2 separate regions of the Homo sapiens genome follow, and region 1 is linked to region 2. The links are chromatin contacts, found by Hi-C or POLR2A ChIA-PET in ENCODE. All regions are on one chromosome and are shown on one strand. The core of a region is the stretch at or near the end of the contact, and the rest is flanking DNA. Distances in the headings are between cores, read along the strand shown. Region 1 holds the start of RGS19 (regulator of G protein signaling 19). Region 2 has its middle 19 kb from the start of SLCO4A1.

What was found. Hi-C counts contacts between places; a loop is a spot of excess contacts on that map. ChIA-PET counts read pairs that join two places held with the same protein, here RNA polymerase II (POLR2A). Pooled maps may share reads with other maps.
Region 1: a pooled map shows a loop between it and region 2 (2.1-fold over the local background). The contact joins the promoter of RGS19 here to the enhancer-like site in region 2. A Hi-C loop is called at or near these places in 1 of 50 pooled maps. POLR2A ChIA-PET finds 5 or more read pairs at or near these places in 2 of 52 experiments (activated B cell and activated T-cell).

The regions. Positions count from the first base shown.
Region 1 is chr20:64,078,117-64,081,754 of GRCh38, reverse strand. It overlaps RGS19 (regulator of G protein signaling 19), which reads left to right and starts at 2,237. Exons shown (of 6, transcript NM_005873.3): 1 at 2,237-2,461. It overlaps OPRL1 (opioid related nociceptin receptor 1), which reads right to left and starts at 1,673. Exons shown (of 5, transcript NM_182647.4): 1 at 1,403-1,673. RefSeq lists silencers at 1,089-1,262, 1,656-2,335.
Region 2 is chr20:62,621,500-62,625,033 of GRCh38, reverse strand. No RefSeq gene overlaps it. Among named protein-coding and RNA genes, the nearest start is that of SLCO4A1, 19 kb to the left of the region's middle. RefSeq lists enhancers at 195-244, 505-864 and a silencer at 375-464. Within about 2 kb of position 1,458, at least 38 of the 41 ENCODE cell types and tissues checked have a DNase peak (open chromatin) inside an H3K27ac peak, as active enhancers do.

The DNA.
Region 1 (3,638 bases), core at 988-3,487, 1.5 Mb before region 2:
GGGGAATGGGGCCTGGAGGGACGCCTGCCTGTAGAAAGCTCTATGGGAAGGAAGGCATGTGGTCCAAAGCCCAATATATTGAGGGCTGTCAGGGCGCAGAGGGTCCTGGGTTCAAATCCCAGCTCCGCCATCAACTGCCCAGCTCACCTGGCCCCACCCATGGACTTCAGGATGCTGTGTGCCGAGAGGCAGAAGCCAGGGCGGTGGAGAGCAGGCCCAAGGGGCCAGAGGAGACGGGGGAATGACTGGGGGGTTGTAGAGTGACCCGAGGGGGCAGGGAGGGCACTGACCTTCACCCCCTGCCAGCTGCCCACAGCTGCATTTTCCCACAGCAGAGACAACAGGCCGGCTCAGCGGGGTCAGCCTGGTTGTGTGTGGCCTGGGCCAGGTGCTGGCCCATCTTCGTTGAGCTTCCCTGACCTCACCTGTGCCCACCGCTCAGGAGTGTTATGTGGGCTGAATAAGTAGCAGCCTGCCTCTTGTCCCTGTGGGCTTCCTGGCCCCTGCCTTTCCTTGCCTGGCCTGACAACATGGCAGTCACAGGGTTCTGGGTACAGCTTCGAGAGGCAGCCTGTCTGTCCTCCAGGGCCCTCTGACCTCTGACCTCCCCCTTCGGGCCCCCGCCCCCGCTCAGCAGCGCAATACCCTCCCCTCCTCAGCCCTCCCCCCTCTCACCCAGGCCTTCCCTGCCTGCTCCCCACAACTCACTCTGCGCCCCCCAGCATAAGATCCAGGCTGATCTATGTTGCTGGCTTCTGGTCCTACTGCCTGGCCCACAGGGGCACCCAGATACTGATACTTGTCCGTTGAATGAGGAATACAAGTAGAATCTCCAGCTGCCTTTGCACCCCTCAGAGTTCTGTGAAGGTGTAAGGTGTGCACCTGACCTGTGCAACTGGAAGGCATTTTATGAACAGATCCCGACACTGGGAACTATCCGGGTGGAGTGCTTGTGCTGGGGAGGACAGGAGCTGCACACAGCCGGGCCAGGGGAGGGGCGGGGGGCACAGATGCTCTGCAGACACTTCCAGAGCAGGGTCAGGGCCACCCTGACACAGGGCCAAAGCATGCTGCGATGAGAAGCCTAACCCACGTCTGTACCGAGTCATAAAGGATGAGAAGAGTCGGCCAAAGGGACAGGGCGTTCGTGGCAAAGGGGACAGTGTGGCCTTAAGCTTTAGGACATCTTGGGACACACGGGTCAGCAGGGACTCTGCCAGGCCCCACAGGAGACATTCGGCATGACTCCGGATGCAAGAACCCGCACCCCCAGTTCTCCCCAGCCCCGCAGCACAGGAATCTCCCCCTTCCTTGGGAACCCCCCACAGCACAGACAGGCGGCTCTTAACCCAGTTTTACAGACGCGGCTCACGGAGGCGAGGGGTGGGCCGGGCTGGCGTACCCGCCGATCGGTCCTTTGCAGCAGCCTCCTCTTTCCCAAGCTGGGCAAGCAGCATATGGGGCCCAGCTCTCGTGCCTCCACTGTCGTGGAAGTCCCACACGGATGGCAAAGCAGGAACGGCCCCGCCGAGCAGAGTCGGGGGCCACGGCCACACCCCCATCTACTACCGTGCGGCTCCGTCCGCCCGGGAGCCAGGGCTCCACTATGAGCACCTCGACTCTCCGGGCCACCCCCAGGCGACTGTGGGGGCCGACGCGCGGGCGGGGCGGGTGGGGTGCGGAGCCGGCCGAGCGCGGGGCGGGGCGCGGCGGGCGGGGCGGGCCCGGCGACCGCCGGCGCGAGGAAGTCCCGGCCCCTGGCTTTGGGGAAGTGCCGCCGAGGCGCCTGCGCACTGCGCCCCCGCGCCCCCTCCCCGACTGTCGGGCCGGACCTTGGAGCGCGCGGGCCGGCGGCGGCGCGAGTGGCTCGGGAGCGCGGCTGGTGAGTGCGCGCGCGCAGCGCCGGGGACAGCGGCCCTGCCCCTCCCGGCCCGGGCCCGGGGACCGTGCTGGGCGGGAGCTTCGGGAGCCGGCGCACGGGACTCGAACCCCAAGGGCTCCCGCCGCCAGGTCCACGTGGACCCTGGGCCGCAGTGGAAGTGGAGCCCGCCCCCCGCGCGTGGGGGAGGGGGCGCCGCAGCCGGGTTCCCCTTTTTCTGGAGCTCAAAGCCTGGGGAAGTGATTGCTCAAAGGTGGGGGCCGGAAGAACCCAGGTTTCCGCGTCTCCCTCCCCCTCTCAGCCCGGTGAGGAGGGGCCGGGGCGGGACACCCTGTCCGCCCCCGCCCCCACCCCGCTGGATCTGGCAGCCACTCAGCCCTTCGAGCTGTAGGGGAGGCGCTGCGCCCCCGGCCCCAGCCGATCGGGGGCTCCTGGCGCTAGCCTCCCTCCAGAGCGCCGCAGGAGTCCCTCCTGCCGTCTGACTTGAGTCCCTGCTGCTGCAGTGCACGCCCCTTCGGCAGCCAGGGTGGGGCCCAGACCCAACCTGGCCCCTCCTGCCCCCACCCCGCCTTTGGGTCGCTGGTGAGTAGGGAGCTTTGAGGTAGGGGTGGGGGCGTCAGAGGCTGAAGAAAGAGGCACCTGGAGGAGAACACAGGCTTCTCCAGACTGGACCCTAACAGCAGAGAGAGGAGCGTGGTGGGTGGGCCACCACCACCATTTCAGAGGTGGGGAGAGCTGGCCTTCCCTGGAGGGGCCAGGCCAGGGCTCGCCCACCAGCCAGATGTGGAGGGTGGCAGATGGGAAAGGCCCTGGGTAGGAGCTAAGGACTGAGAATGGAGCCCCTCTTCAACCCCCCTCCCAAAGGTTATGACATTTTTTTCTGGGATTGTCACATTTTCTTATTCTTTTTTTGGACTGGGCAGGCTCTGGGACGTTCTTTTTCCTTCTGTGGAGCAAAGCGGCAGCCACTCCCAAGGGATCCTCTATCCCCAGAGAGCAGACGTGCCGCCTATCCAGCCTATCCCATCCCAGACTTGGGGGCCAAAGCCTGGGAGGCTGGGGAAGGGGGTCCCCAATGCCAGGTTGACAAGCAGGAGGACCCTAGTTGAGACTCTGTATCCCCCAGGAGAGACGGGGGGAGGGTAGCCTGGGGACATGGGTTGCCCCAGTTGACCTGAGAAGGGTACAGGAAGCCAGGTCCAGGGACAGGTGACCAGGTCCAGGGCCTGCAACTGGGAAAGAAGGGGCTGGCTCCCTGCTCTGCAGCAAATGCAGCCCCTAGCACCCCGGCCCTGCACCCCTAAACACGTCCCCTCCTCCAGTTCAGAGCTGGGGTGGAGATGGTAGCCCAGGGGGACAGTCTCAGGGGTGCTAGAGTGTGGGGGAGGACCCTGGGTGGGGACAGAGAGGAGGAAGAACTGCTGCCTGGGGAAGCCACAGACAGCCCCGTCTGGGTACAGCTACCAAACCTCAGGTTGCCACGCCCCTTCCTTTCCCTAGAAACTTGACCCCTGAAAGAAAGCCCAGCTGCAGGGCTACTTTCGGTCTCCTCATCTACTTGCTAGGAGCCCGTGGGACCCCCAGTCTCAGAGGAAACTGGGCCGGTGGTGAGGGGCCAAGGTCCCAGGGGATGCTGCACCTGCCCCAGACTTGGGCCAGGGCAGTGGCCTCTGCATGCCCAGGCCTCGGGGGTATTGGGGGCCCTAAGAGTGCAGAACTCCAGCACTGTCTCTTCTGAGGGCCATTCACACACCGTCCC
Region 2 (3,534 bases), core at 209-2,708:
CGTCCAGGCCGACTCAGGTGACTCTCGGGAGCACAGGCTGCTGTTGTTCCCAGGACCCTGGCACTCCTTACAAAGACTTACTGAGTGGACAGCCTTGTTCCTCCCTCGAGTGGGGCGGACGTGCCCTTCCTCTCTGAGTAGACTAGGGGTTTGCTCTGTCCTTTTAAGCACCGAGTTCCGGCACAGTCTGCTCTTTCGGTAAAACTGGCAGAAGTGTGGTTGGATGGTCGTTTCCCTTTTTTGATGATGACATCTTTGGATAATAAAGAGCTTCTCCTAAAAATATCCAAATACAGAAGTACCTGGAAGCTGCTTAGGAGACAGGCTGGGCTCCTGGTCCTTCTGGGCCTCATCCTGGCTCTGAGGTGTGTCCATCAACACAGACAGATCAGGCCCCACAGCAGCCAGGGCCCTGGTCCCGCGTCCCTGCACGGGCCCCCGCGGGCACCACCTGGAGGCTGCAGGTGTCGCTGCCAGGGCCAGGGTGCACTGCACACTGGGTCCCAGGGGTCTCCACTAGAGGTGACACGCGGCCCTTCCAGCCACTTTCCATGGGCCCAAGCAGCCATGCGTGCCCCCCTACCCCTGGGGGAAGTCAAATCCTGCCCCTTGCTCTCAAGGAAGGGCAGGAATATAGGATCAATGTGGGAGGCTTTTGTCTTGGTTTGGGTCTGGTTTCATTTCAGGGGAAGCCACACTCCCTCTCATCTCCACAGTGGCTGGAGTCCTGCGACCTCAGGGCCGAGAGGAGACCCGGGCGGGATCATCACAGCTTCCCAGGTGCTCCTGCCAAGGTCAGCGGGGAGCGGGTGGCCTCCTGCAGCCCCTGCCCCTCTGGCGGGGATCCTGAGTCCTTGGCCTGTTGTGCTGCCTGCCCTGGAACGTTCTGTCCCTTGCAGATGCTGGTGGGGCGTGGCCAGACACACCCCTGATCTGCAGGTGGGAGGGGCCCCGACCACTGCTCCCCACAGCCCCGCCCCTGAGGCTGAGTGAAGTCATGCTCTGGGCGGTTGTGACTTCTGGTCCGGTAGAAACATTTCTGGTTGAGCTATCAGTGGCTGAAGGTCCTTCCTGCCCTGGAGAGGAAAATTTCAACCCTGGAAAATTACCAGGGCAGGCGGCCAGGGAAGTTTCTGCCCTGGGGCGGTGGTTTGAGAGTGAAGTTTCCTGGGCTGGTCTCAGCCTGCAGGGGAAGCACTGGCTCCCAGGAACTTTGACAAGCCCAACTCCCCTGGTTCTCTGGAGGCCAGGAAAGCTGTCCAAGGCTTTCCCGACGTGGGCAGGAACCAGTCATTGTCACAGGGAAGCATGGCCTTTGGGACAGGTGCAGGCTGTTAGCTGTGTGTTCAGAAGGCACGTAGACTCCTTCCAGCAAGCGTAGCCTCACCCACCTGACTCACGCCTTCATGGCGCCAGCTCCCCTCCCCCAGCCCCTTTAGGGAAACTTTTCAGAGCACCCGGAAGCCAGGCAAATACCAAGGGAGGGTTAAATACCCATTAAATCATTAAAGCAGAAAACACATCTCCTCCTTCGTCCCACCCCTCCTCTTCACGCACACCCCCTCTCTGTGGGTGGAGGGCACCTGACCCCCTCCGGGTCTCTCTGCCGCTGCTGGGACTCCCAGGCCTGTGCCACACGTGCCAGCACACACCTCAGGCTCCACGGGCCCTGGGAAGGCTCTGAAGTGCTCCAGAGGAGACACAATTAGGAAGCCATGCCCAGCTCCGCTCTGAGTGAACCACAGAAAACTTCACTGATGGAACCAAAACCACCCGGGCAGCCCTTTGGCTGTGGAGGACGGTGTGAACGTCCGCGGCCTCGGAGGCTGTGGAGGGAGGACGGTGTGTACGTCCGTGGCCTCGGAGGTCCCAGCTCAACCAGGTCAGGCTGCTCTTCCCGCCTGTTGGGACTGATGGGCCTGCCATAGGCCCTGGAGCCAAGGCCACCTCCGAGGCTGGGGAGCGTCACACGGCAGGCACTGTTGAGGCCGCCTCCCCTGGTGACCGAGTGGCGTCCCCGGGAGGTGACCGCCCAGGAGGCAGCACCAGCCTGCCTGGCACTTACATGGCCCCAACCCAACCAGTTGGGCCGTCGCAAGGGCCAGCACCCAGGCAGCACTGGGCCTCGGCTTGTTCACCTGTAAAGCGGGGGACACCAGGACTGTGAGGAGCAGGGGGACGACTCTATAGAGAGCCCAGAGCAGCGTGAGCCGTGGGCCAGGGCTGCCTCCGGGCCGGACTCCCACGGTGGCTTCTAAGTTAGAAACATGCAGGAGACCACGTCGTTTCCTGCTGGGAACCTCCCGAGGCTCCTGGGGCCTCAGAGTGAGACCTGCACTCCTTTTCTCGAAGGCCGGGTGAGTTTCGGGGGCTGCAGTAACAGCCCCAGCGAAGGGCCGACACAGCTCACAGGTCACCTTACAGTTCTGGAGGCAGAGGACTGAACTGGGGCACCAGGAGCCAGCAGGAATGAGCTCCTTCCGGAGGCTTTAAGGCAAAATCCATGTCCCTGTCTTTCCCACCTGCATTTCCTTGGCTCAAGCCCTTGCTTGCAGCCCTCAGACCTCTACGCCCCTCCTCTGCCTCGGACCTCTACGCCCCTCCTCTGCCTCGGACCTCTACGCCCCTCCTCTGCCTCGGACCTCTACTCCCCTCCTCTGCCTCGGACCTCTACTCCCCTCCTCTGCCTCCGACCCTCCTGCCTCCTTCCTAGATGGCCCTGGTGATTATACTGGGCTCACCCGGATAATTCAGGCTCCTCTCCCATTCTAAGGTTCTGAACTCCTTTGCCAAGTAAGGTGACAGTCACAGACTTGGGGGATTAGGACATGGTTGTCACGGGGGCTGCCATCCAACCTGCCTGGAGGGCATTCCTGCTCGGAGGACCTCCTCCCGTGCGTGGTCTCCCCTGATGCTGGCTTTTGCCCCCATGGTCTCTGCTTCCCAAAGCTTTCCCTCCGCCTCAGCCCCAGCTGTCCTCCCCACTCTCAGGGTCCTGGCCCCAGGTCCTTTCCCCAGAGGCCAGCCTGGCTGCCGGGACTGCTCCCATGAGCTCCTTGTCAATGCAGTGTCTGTTGGCCTGCAATCCACCCTTTCCCCATAGACTGAAGTGGCACCCAGGCAGGACAGCCCCCCTCATCCCCGAGGAGTGCCAGGGTTGGGGCACGTGTGCCAAGGAGCCCAGACCTGCCCAGAGCCAGACCGGCTCCTCTTCCTGCCCCTGGGTCACGGCTGCCCTGAGTTCTCCAGGCTGGGGTGAGCTCCGCGTCTCAGCCGTGCTCGGGAGCAGGGCACTCAAAGCTTTTGTCACAGTTTTCTGTCTGTGGATTCATTCTTTCATCTGGTTTCTTGGGCTTTGACTTCATCCTAGCACTGGGACGCGGTGCAGCCAGACAGGGTCCTTCCCGACGCCACAGATACCACGGGTGAGACAGCCACGGAGGCACAGCCACACAGGCGTGGTCGCAAGCCAGCATGGTGTGTGTTTGGGAGCATTTGGCTGTCACAGGCTCTGACCTCGGCAGGGCCAGGGGC